Linked DNA regions of Homo sapiens: region 2 is linked to region 1. The links are chromatin contacts, found by Hi-C or POLR2A ChIA-PET in ENCODE. All regions are on one chromosome and are shown on one strand. The core of a region is the stretch at or near the end of the contact, and the rest is flanking DNA. Distances in the headings are between cores, read along the strand shown. Region 1 holds the start of GATAD2B (GATA zinc finger domain containing 2B). Region 2 holds the start of IL6R-AS1 (IL6R antisense RNA 1).

Evidence for each region. Hi-C counts contacts between places; a loop is a spot of excess contacts on that map. ChIA-PET counts read pairs that join two places held with the same protein, here RNA polymerase II (POLR2A). Pooled maps may share reads with other maps.
Region 2: a loop to region 1 is called in a pooled map, with 5 times the contacts of the local background. The contact joins the promoter of IL6R-AS1 here to the promoter of GATAD2B in region 1. A Hi-C loop is called at or near these places in 1 of 37 single-sample maps with no recorded cell type and 8 of 50 pooled maps. POLR2A ChIA-PET finds 5 or more read pairs at or near these places in 1 of 52 experiments (MCF 10A).

The regions. Positions count from the first base shown.
Region 1 is chr1:153,920,335-153,926,146 of GRCh38, forward strand. It overlaps GATAD2B (GATA zinc finger domain containing 2B), which reads right to left and starts at 2,638. Exons shown (of 11, transcript NM_020699.4): 1 at 2,399-2,638. It overlaps LOC101928059 (a long non-coding RNA gene), which reads left to right and starts at 3,039. Exons shown (of 4, transcript XR_922160.3): 1 at 3,039-3,628. RefSeq lists silencers at 2,422-2,741, 3,419-3,713, 4,772-4,945 and an enhancer at 2,872-3,111.
Region 2 is chr1:154,405,306-154,411,117 of GRCh38, forward strand. IL6R-AS1 (IL6R antisense RNA 1) reads right to left here and starts at 1,259. Exons shown (of 2, transcript NR_147855.1): 1 at 1,134-1,259. It overlaps IL6R (interleukin 6 receptor), which reads left to right and starts at 38. Exons shown (of 10, transcript NM_000565.4): 1 at 38-409. The coding sequence starts at 325. RefSeq lists a silencer at 173-322 and an enhancer at 562-1,168.

The DNA.
Region 1 (5,812 bases), core at 1,388-3,887:
GGAGAAGGGGGCAAAACCCCAAAATGGGGGACAGCATACAAGCTTTTGAAAGTACTTTAAGGTTGTGAGGCTCAGAACAAATTCCTCACACTTCCCTCTGCCACCACCCTGTGGCCCTATGCTAAGCACAGCAGTAAAAGTTACTGCCAGAATTTAGATTTGAAGGGCTGATCAGGGAACCTGGTTAACACTGTTCCTAGAAAAGTATTTGAGTGCAGCCTATATTCAGACCCTACTGGGACTGCCTCTAAACAGGAAGTTAACACACATCACATACGGTCAGGGAAGGCAAACCACAGTGTCATAAAGATGGATGCTGCTGTCAACTACAAATCACTCTCACCTCATGGAGAGTGTTCTCAAGTAAGGAATAATAGGCAGGACAAAAGTCTGTAAGCCTCACCTCTACTCAAACTGGGTCACTCAGCCTATAGATTCAGCCTTCTGATTCCTGCTGATTAGTACTTTTCTACCTTGTTCCATGATGACTATCACTGCCACTGGACTAAAAAAACTCTATTCCCCTAAAAAGTGAAGACAGCCTTACCATCAACTAGTTATTCATATAAGCTATCTGCTTATATGAATCCGATCCTTGACCCAGTCCATTCCCAAATGGCCAGGGACTAGATATCCGTCACAAAAAAAGCAGCACGATCCAACAAGTGTGGGCCTTCCCTCAAAATATACTGAACTCCTCCATAGCACCTCCAGAAGTGGCCTCCTTCCCAACTAAGTACTGACAGAAATACTACTCTAGGACAATACTTGAAAGGCTGCTCCAGCACCAAAATAAGAATCCAAGTTATCAGACTGCAAGGAAGAGTTCAGGTCAGCATACCAAATGAAAAGCAATAAAGTTAGCACTAAACTCCCAAACAGGATAATCACCAACAACATATAGGCACCATGCTGCTGCCAGAAAACATCAAAGTCATCTGTGCTAGGAGGGGAAGGAGACTAGATGGCTGGAGGACAGAGATGGGAAGGAAGCTTACTTTTCACTTTGTACAACCACATGCATGCTTTTCTACTCAAAATATAAATTTTTAGAAAAAATGTCCTAAAAACTACAAAAGCATCAGCTCTTCTCCAACACAGATCTGTTAAACCTGTTTTAATTCCATCAGCTACAAATCCAAATCCCTCTTTTGCAGTCTGGCCTGAAAACACTGCTCTTGCCCTTTGCTGAAATATATTAAGTATCCTTCGCCTCTGCTGAAATGTATTAAGTATCCCCCCATCTCTCTCTCTCTCTTACACACACACACACGCACACACACACGCCCCCCAAATAAGCATTTATCAGAAATGAGAAAACTGGTTCTCAGGAGGCTACCTGATTTTCCAGGGGACAACAGAGAAAAGGTTGCTAGCTAGCTCAGTTAGCATCCACATGCCACCCACCACCAAGCCTCCATCTCCACCTCACTGCCAGCCCTATGAGCTAACATCTTGTGTTTGGAAGTTGATGCTGGGGAAGAATCCAAAGAGGCTACCATACCTTTATGAAACGGGAAAGCTGTACCGGGCGCGCGAATGGCACCTGAACCTCTGCACTCGCATGAGTGGCTCGCTCCTCAATGTAATTGAGAGCAGGGAGGCCAAAAGTACTCTAAGTCCCGGTGTGGTTAGGGAAGGGTAAGTTCCACCGACCCTCAGGAACTGAACTGGAAGACAGATCCAGTGTGTCCCACAAGCCCAGTCGCTGTAGAAGCTAAGTGCCCACATAGCCTGAGACAATTCTCTTCCCCTACGGGAGGGCGAGCGAACGGTGGACGACGAAATAAAGGGGTAAGGTTATGCGCTCCTGATCCCTTTCCCTAAATAAAGATAATTATCTGGTGCTTCCTTTACCCTTAGATTCCCCATTCGTCCCATCCGCCCGCAAACACAAGACTGAGCAGGGAGCGGCCCCCGCACCCTGAGGGCACCACTGGGGGTGGAGAGAGTTAAAAAAAAAAAGGGGGGGGCGCGCTAGAGAGGAAAGGAGGGGAGCATGGCGGGCATGAGGCAGGGAGTGAAAGCGGGGATGGCGGGGGAAACGGGGCGTGAGGGAGGGGAGAAAGAGTACAAGGAGACGAAATGAAGGGACACGAGCTGGGGGCGCGCGAGGCCGAAGTGAAAGACCGGGTCGCGCGCGCCAAGGGGGGAGAGGATGAGGTGAAGAAGGAGCGCGAGGCGGGGGCGCGCCGTGCCGGGGTGGGGGGAGGGGGACGCAAGGCGGGGGCGCGCGGGCGGGCGTCGGCTCGCGGGCGCTTCCCCTCCCCCCGCCCCTCCACCTTTCCCTTCCCCCACCTCCGCCACCACTGCCTCCTCCCAGCCTCCTTCCCTTCCTCGCTCCTCACCGCCCCCGGGCGGGCGGGCGGCCAGGCTGGCCTAGGCCAAAGCTCCTCACCTGGCGGTGGCGGTGTAACTCCCGGCTAGCTCGCCTCCTCAGGCGGCGGCGGAGGCGTCGAAAAAGGAAGAGGCGACGGCACAGGGGATCCAGACCCTGCTGACGGGACTAGGGACGGGGGTAGGGGAGGGGGGCGGGCCGGACCGGGGCGGGCGGGCGGAGCAGACACTGCGGTACAGACGGGGGCAGCGGCGGCGGCGACGGCTGCACCGGCGGCGGCGGCACCACACAAACAAGGACGCTGATTGGGCAGCTGCCAAGCGCCTCGGCTCCGCCTTACCCACACGCCACGACGCCCATTGGGCGACCTAAGCCGGCCACCCCGCCCTCATCTTCTCGGCCATGCCAGTAGAAGACTAGATGCCGGGACTTCACCCCACCCTTGAAGAATGAGTGGCCGGAGAAGTGATGATTGGCGTGCTTAAAACCCAATCATAAACGGAGGAGGGGGGATGGTCTAGCGGGGGCGCGTTAATGGGTACCTCTGCCAGTCCCAGACACATCCGGGTCTTCGACAGCCCATTAAGTGTCGGGGGTCAAAAAATCGCTTCAGGCTGCAACTTTACCTTAGAGACGTTTTGGTCCCCAGGCAGCCGCCGTACCCCAGTCTCTCCAAACCGGGATTCCCCTTTGGCCATCTCTCATTCTTTCAATTCTAAAGATGGAGACTGGCGAACGGCGATGGGGTCTGCGGTGGGCGGTGTTTCGTCGCGACAGACTCTAGGAAATTTCACGATAGAACTAGCTTTAGGCGCTTGAGCCTTGCCGTCTTTTTGGGGTGTGGCCTGTCTCCGTCTGCCAAAGGCTTTGAGCTTCCTGGTGTTCATCGTACCTCCGCTTGGTCCTGTCGTGACTAAACCACGACAGCAGGAAAAAAAAAAAAGCAGCTAGCCAAGTTGCTGAGGAATTACGGTGTGCAGAGCCCTCGCAGCTCCTTCTCTTGGGAACTCCTGGTCTGGTTAGGTTCTCAGCGAGGAAACAGCCTCCCACCCCGCCCGATTCCACCTAATTAACTCAAGGGCCAGCTCCTTTTGCTGGCCTCCCTGCTTCCACGGAGCAGTTAGGCCCGCCTAAACTCAGCGAGCGTTTCTGGAGCACCTTGAGGATAGGGACCAAGTAACAGAGTCCGGGTGTTAAGGTTATGATAGTAGTTAACGTTTTTGGAAAGAGACTGTGTCAGGCTCTGTGCTAAGAACTTTACATGAAGTATTTATTCCTCATGACTGTGAGGTAGGTACTGTTATCCCTACTTTACAAATGAGGAAAATTAGGATCAAAAAATTTGTCCAGTTACACGTTAAGTGGTAGAGCTGAAATTTGAACCCAAGTAGATGAGGAAACTAAGGCTCAGAGAGGTTAAGTAACTTGCCAAAGGTCAGACCGCTAGTTAGTGACTAAGCAGTGGTTTAAACCCAGAAACAACTGGTTCCACAGGCATTTTGTTATTGTTGTTTTCTCACTGTGTCTCCCAGGCTGGAGTGCAGTGGTACAATCTCAGTTCCTGCAACCTCCGCCTCCCAGGTTCAAACGATCCTCCTGCCTCAACAGCCTCCCGAGTAGCTGGGATTACAGGCGCGCGGCTAATTTTTGTGTTTTTAGTAGAGACGGGGTTTCGCCATGTTGGCCAGGCTGGTCTCGAACTCCTGACCTCAGGTGATCCTCCTGCCTCAGCCTCCCAAAGTGCTGGGATTACAGGTGTGTGAGCCACCACGCCAGCCTCCACAGGTATTTGAACATGTTTTTTAAATTATTTAAAAGTCATGCTGTGCAATGGAAATGAAATTATAATGGAGGACATGGCAACTTAAAGCCGTAGGTAGATCCTACACAAACACAGACGCACCCATTTTTTTTTTCTTTTTTTTCTTTGAGACAGTCTCCCTCTGTCGCCCAGGCTGGAGTGCAGTGGCGTGATCTCAGCTGCCTGCAATCTCCACCACCCAGGCTCAAGCCATCTTTCCACCTCAGCCTCCCAAGTAGCTGGCATTACAGGCGCACGTGACCACGCCCGGCTGATTTTTGTATTTTTGGTAAAGACAGGGTTTCACTATGTTTCCCAGGCTGGTCTCATAAATTCCTGGCCTCAAGTGATCCACCCGCCTTGGCGTCCCAAAGTGGTGGGATTACAGGCGTGAACAACCGCGCCCACCGCAGCCCCCACTTTATTTATTTTTTAAATTAGCGATGAGGTCTTGCTATGTTACCCAGGCTGCTCTGAAACTCCTGGGCTCAAGAGATCCTCCCGGCCGGGCGCGGTGGCTCAGGCCTGTAATCCCAGCACTTCGGGAGGCCGAGGCAGGTAGATCACGAGGTCAGGAGATCGAGACCATCCTGGCTAACACAGTGAAACCCCGTCTCTACTAAAAATACAAAAAAGTAGCCGGTCGTGGTGGCGGGCGCCTGTAGTCCCAGCTACTCGGGAGGCTGAGGCAGGAGAATGGCGTGAACCCGGGAGGTGGAGTTTGCAGTGAGCCAAGATCTTGCCACTGCATTCCAGCCTGGGCGACAGAGCGAGACTCTGTCTCAAAAAAAAAAAAAAAAAAGAGATCCTCCCACTTCAGCCTCCCAAATAGCTGGGACTACAGGTGTACATCACTGCAAGCAGCATTCAACTTTTTTTTTTTTTTTTTTTTTTTTGAGACAGAGTCTCCCTCTATTGCCCAGGCTAAAGTGCAGTGGCGCAATCTCGGCTCACTACAACCTCCGCCTCCTGGGTTCAAGCAATTCTCCTGCCTCAGCCTCCTGAGTAGCTGGGATTACAGGTGCCCGCCACCACACCCAGCTAAATTTTGTATTTTTAGTAGAGATGTTGGCCAGGCTGGTATCAAACTCCTGACCTCAAGTGATCTACCCGCTTTGGCCTCCCAAAGTGCTGGGATTTACAGGTGTGAGCCACCACGCCTGGCCTAATTCTTATTTTAAATAGATTAAAACTTGTTTTTATGCTAGTATGGTGTCCAGGTAAAGAATATGGTCTCAAGAGTCAGATTGCCTGAGTTTGGATCTTGGCTCTCCCTCTTACCAGTTGTGTGATTTGGCTGAAAGTTACTTATCTCTATTCTCTATCCCCTAGTTTCCCCATCTATAAAATGGGAATAAGAGTACCCAGCTCACCAGGTAATTATGAGAATTACAAAATAATACCTTCAAAATACTCAGGGCACTGTCAAGAATATAGTTAAAGCATTCAACATAATATATAGTAACTATTTTGAGAACTTTCCTTGCTTTTTCAACAATTTCACTCTCTTACCTCTAAATTCAGCTTCTGTTGGTATTCTACCCATGGTACTGGTCTTATACTGTACTGAAAATTATTTCTCTACTAACTGCAATATTTTAACGCTTTCAGACTCCTTTCAGTCATTGAACACACATGATAGAGCCCCTATTAGGTTATCAGGCACTCATCCA
Region 2 (5,812 bases), core at 9-2,508, 480 kb after region 1:
CTGGGACGGCCCAGAGACGCTCCAGCGCGAGTTCCTCAAATGTTTTCCTGCGTTGCCAGGACCGTCCGCCGCTCTGAGTCATGTGCGAGTGGGAAGTCGCACTGACACTGAGCCGGGCCAGAGGGAGAGGAGCCGAGCGCGGCGCGGGGCCGAGGGACTCGCAGTGTGTGTAGAGAGCCGGGCTCCTGCGGATGGGGGCTGCCCCCGGGGCCTGAGCCCGCCTGCCCGCCCACCGCCCCGCCCCGCCCCTGCCACCCCTGCCGCCCGGTTCCCATTAGCCTGTCCGCCTCTGCGGGACCATGGAGTGGTAGCCGAGGAGGAAGCATGCTGGCCGTCGGCTGCGCGCTGCTGGCTGCCCTGCTGGCCGCGCCGGGAGCGGCGCTGGCCCCAAGGCGCTGCCCTGCGCAGGGTAAGGGCTTCGGGCGCACCTGGAGGGCTGGGGCAGCTAGCGGCTGGGGGAAACCGCCTTGGTCACCGCAGTCTGTGGGAGGCTGGAGGGAGGAAAGGAGGTGCGACGGATCCCCTTTTCTGTGGCTGCCTTGAGGCCCCGCGGGTACCTAGCTGTGTGGTCGCGGGTAGTGGCTCTTGCGCCCCCTGCTGCGCTTGCTCCCTTGGTCCGGAGCGCTCCCCGGAATGCCCGGTGAAGCTGTGCGGGAACCCTGCGGTCTGTGTACAGGACTGTGTCCTTGCAAACCTGACTCTCGAGCTTCCTTCCCAGTGCCCCCAGGAGCCTTTACACAACCGCGTCCCAGGTTACTCTAAGGGGAGACTGCCCGAGAGGGCGCGCCCCAGCGGGGTGATGTACCCGCCTGGGGAGTCCTTTGTACCAGCGCCCCTCTTCTCCCTCTGCATTGGGGGTCCACCTCGCCTGGTCCTCCCCCCACCCCCGCGGGTGCATGTGTGGATGACAGTGCCCTGACTATGAAGGGACTGACATCACGGGCGCTGAGTCACGGATCTTCCCGCTGCACGGAGTCACTTTGGCAGCCACCAACTCTGGGAAGCCAAGTGCCCCAGTCCTGGGAATTGAGTCGGGAGGCTGGCAAGGGAGTGAGACCTCCTGGGGCTGGCACGTGCTGGACTCCCCTCTAGAAAAGAGAAGGACCCGTGAGGGAGAGGGCAGAGGCACTTACTGCTCCCGTTGACTGTAATCTGCCCCTGGCAAACCAGGCTTTTCTTGGGCTCTGGCCGCATGCCCAGCTGCGTGTCTAGTCTCTCTTCTGGAAGAGTTGGGCAACTGGCTCTCCAGAGGTTTATTTTAGGGTCCCAGTGCTTCTTTGAGGACACAGCAGAAAACTAAGGGGCAGCTGACAGGCTTCTGGAACAGCTGACAGGCTGGGGAGGCTGAAGGCTAAGACTTTCAACCACTAGATCACACTGAATTCCAGTCCTAGGTGAACACTGATCTCTCCCTTTGAGGAGGTGACTTTCTGCAACTAGAGGCTGAGCTGGAGTGTCTGAGGCTCTCTTTGCTTTTTGGATGGTTGTGGTCCTTATGATTGGAAGAAAAAAAGAAGGGATTCCATTTTCAATACACATTTATAACTCCTGCCAGTAACAGACACTGTTGATTGGGGCACCCATTCAATGTTTTCTAATCCTCCACTGTATCTACATATAACTTTGTTTGAAAGAGGAGACTGAGGTTCAGGGAGGTTGGGATGGCGGGATGGCAGGTTGTCAGGCCCCGGTGATGGAGGCCAACCCCTCCCGTGGCTCTGTGCTCCAGTGTGGTAGATGTCTAAGACTCTCAAATATAGAACTAGATCAGCAGGCAGAGCTGGGGGCATTGGGGCAAGCTGAGAGTCACTCTTGTCTGGCTGAGTGCTGGGACAGAAAAGGCTGAGGGAGGGAAGTGGAGGCCCAGGCTTGCCCATGGTGGTGTTAGAGGGATGCAAGACAGGTTCCAGGGCTCGGATGGCCTCAGGAGCAAGCAGGGCTCCCTTGGCTGCCTCTGCTGCTGTCACGCCAGCCCAAGGCTCCTGCCCCAGGGAGGTTACTGTTACTGCTGTAGTTGCCACCACCTGTTGCTCCTGAGTGGATGCTAGGCCCTTCCAGGGCAGCCAGTTACAGTCAGTTTTCCATTTCCCTGGTGCTCAGGAAGGATTAGGAGAGGTGGTCTCATGGCCTGAACAGCCCATGAAAGGCAGAACTGAGAGACTGGGGAGGAAGTGAAAGTCCTCCCAGCTCAGAAGGAAAATGCAGAGAAGTAGAAATACCCAGCCCCTCTCCCACACCCACACAGACTCAGCCCACAAACTGGAGAGTAAAAATAAAGAAATCGTACAGGAAGCATGGAGCAAATGACTGTGAGATGTTTCGCTTTAGAGAAGTGAGGAGCAGAGGGGGAGCAGAGGCTGGAGTTGGCTGAGAGGGGAAATCCGCAGGTACAGCCTGCGGGGCTCTTAGAGCCCAGAGGTTTGTTTTCCTCGGGATCAGCTGCCGCCCACACACCCTGGAGCTGCCAGGACTTCTCAGGTGTACTCGTTGTCTAAGGGCCTGGACTAGCTGGGACTTAGGCTTCTGCCGGTTCCAACACTCTGGTGCTGGAAGGCTGGACTTGGGTGACTCAAGTTCCCTCTTCCTACTGCAATGCAAGAAAATACACAAAAGAAGTATGTATACCTTTAAGTATCTCAAAGAGCTATCTCAGCTTCTGAATTTCCTTCTAGGGCACCTCTTCCTGCCCCCATTACCCACACACGTGCCTAGCCTCACCCTAAATCAGTATTTCTCAAAAGCTTAGTTCTGAGCCTAGCATCAGATCTGGTGTGTGTGCTGGGTGGGAGGGCTTTGGTAAACATGATGATTTTTGAACCCTAACCCAGATTTATTAAATAAGAACACCTAGGAGTGAGGCCTGGGGCATGTCCTTTTAAACAAACTGCCCCTTGTGATTCTTAGGCACTGTCAGGTTTGAGGACGGCTGCCTAAATGGTGTCATTGAGGAACTGAATGAAGGCCCTCCCGCTTCGGGCTCTCTGTTGCCAGAAATCTCTCCTTGCTTTGGCTTGCTGCTTGTTTATTCATTGCAGCAAACATTTCTTGAGTCGGTGTAGAGCCTGTGAGGCCTGTGTAGGATCAGCTATGCAGACTCCACCCTAAAAGGAGCCTGAAAATGGTCATGGGTAAATCCTGAGAAGGGCTGAGAAACCCCAGACTCTGACCGGGCCACTGGGTACCAACTACCCGTGAACAGATTGTCTGGCTTGGGGTAGGGGGTGGTTAGAGAGAGGAAGTTCCTCTGACTGAGGACCAAGATCCCAAGGCAGCAGGCACACTGATCCTGACCCTGACCCTCATCTCCAGCCCTCAGCAGCCAGGGTAAACAAATACTCCCCTCACTGGGTATTTGTAGATTACACAAAGTAACCTAGGTGCTGACTGCTGAAAATATACACTCCCTTCCCCCGTCTCCTGAATCCTGGTCCCACCAGGCCTGGAAGCCACAGACCCAGCAAGCAAAAGAGTTTCCAGTCAATGAATCTAGTCTGGATTGAAGCTGTGCTCTGTAATACGGTAGCCACTAGCCACGTGTACCTATTTAAATTTAAATTATGCCAGCGCAGTGACTCACGCCTGTAATCCCAGTACTTTGGGAGGCTGAGGCAGGAGGATCTCTTGAGCTCAGGAGTTGGAGACCAGCCTGGGCAACAGGGTGAGATGCCGTCTCTACAAAAAGATTTAAAAAATTAGCTGGGCACAGTGACATGAGCCTGTAGTCCCTGCTACTGAGAAGGCTGAGGTGGGAGAATCACTTGAGTCCAGTCTGCATGGAGCCATGTTTGCACTACCGAATTCCAGTCTGGGCGACAGGAGACCCTGTCTCCAAAAAATTAATTTAAATGAAATCAAATAAAAACTTAGTTTCTTAGTTGCACTAGTCACATTTTAAGTGCTCAACACTCACATTGCTAGTGGCTACTGTACTGAACAGTGCAGATACAGATCTCTTCCATCATCGTGGAAAGCCCTACTGGACGGTGCTGGGCTAGAGTGTTAACCAGTTTCTTCCAGAGGTTTTCTGTTCTCTTTTCCTTTATCCCCCTCTGCCTTCTGCTCTCCTCCACCTGAACACAGCTCATTTTGCATAGGTGATGGCTAAGGTCTTCAAGCCAGGCACATCTCTGCCCTGCACTGCCAAGTAAAAATGATAACACCTTGGGCAAGTGATTTAACTTCTTTGACAGCCAGTGTTCTAGAAAATAGAAATAATTGTATTACCTCGAAGGGTGGTTATGAAGATGAGATGAGCTAAGTAAGGTATTAAATAGAGTGTTTACAGAAGTCCCTAACACACAGCAAGTGCTTAAATAAGTGTAGGTGATCATTCATTCACTCCAAAAATATATTTTTGGAGTGAACACCTCCTACTCTGTTCCAGGCACTATTCTAAGAGCTGGAGATACACCATGAATAAAAGAGACAAAAACCCCAGGCTTAGTTGAGTTTCATTCTAGTGTGGGAGACTATTAACAGGATGTAAATTAAGTATGTGGTATGCTAGCGACTAGTGCTAAGGAGAAAAACTAAAGCCGAGAGGGAGACAGACCCCATGTGTGTTTGTGGCAGGGTGGGGTGGCATGGTGCCTTGGATGGGAGGCCAGGGAATGCCTTGCTGAGAACATAATATTTGAGTGAAGACCTGAAGAAAATATACAAATCTCTAGAGATTCCCTATATGTCCATCTTGGGCAGGAAAATTCTTGCCTCCTCTTTAACAATGTGTACTACCTGAGGGTGTGTTATGTTCTGGAGCAGAGGGCTCTGTGGGGACACATGGATGCTCCCTGCCCTGGAGAAGTATCTCTGGGGTAACAAGTCCTCAGCCCTTTAGCTCCTTGAAGTCTAGCAGAGGGAAGTGCTAAATGCCAGGTCATAACTGCAAGTCTGCAGGTGGGATCCTTGAGGGCTGGAGTGGCAAGGGGAAGGTGACAAAGAAAAGGCCTTTTTTTTTTTTTTAAATACAGGATCTTACTCCCGTAGCCCAGGTTGGAGTGCAGTGGCACAATCACTGCTCACTGCAGCCTCGACTTCCTGGTCTCAGGTGATCCTCCCACCTCAGCTTCCGGAATAGCTGGGACTACAGGCGTGCACCACCACATCTGGCTAATTTTTTGTATTTCTTGTAGAGACAGGATTTCGCCATGTTGCAGGCTGCTCTGGAACACCTAGGCTCAAGCAGTTCACCCGCCTTGGCCTCCCAAAGTGCTGGGATTACAGGCGTGAGCCTTTGTGTCCAGCTGGGAGGTTTTTTTGTGTAGTTAATCTGTGTTCTTTACCCTCTCCTCTTGCCTGGGATCTGAAGAGGTCAAAAGTCCCTGGCAAAGGCAGAGGCTTTTCTGCCACTGGGTTCAGGCTTGACGTTAGCTGGACCTCAGCAGCCTCCCCCACTCCTGCTCATCCCTTGCCAGCTCTGTCGGGTGCTTTCTACTCTTAGGAGTATGTCCCTGAGGCCCTGCATCCAGCCTATTCTCCCCAGCACCTGTTCTCTGAATCAGTTCCCACTCCACTTCCCAACCGCTTTCCCGAAAAGCATCCTTTGGTCTTCCCTCTCTATATGATGGTTACAATAACTGTTACCATTTATGGTGTGTCAACTGTGTGCAAGTAGCTGTGCTAGGCCCTTGGCATCTGTGATCTCATGTAATCTTCAAAACAGCCTCAGGTGAGAGAAGTGCTGGCCCCATTGCATAGATGGTGGGCTGTAGGACAAGATGAGAGGCCAGTTTTGCACATATGGAAACAAATGTCTTTTGTTTTCGTTTTTGTTTTGAGACAGAGTCTCTGTCTCCCAGGCTGGAGTGCAGTG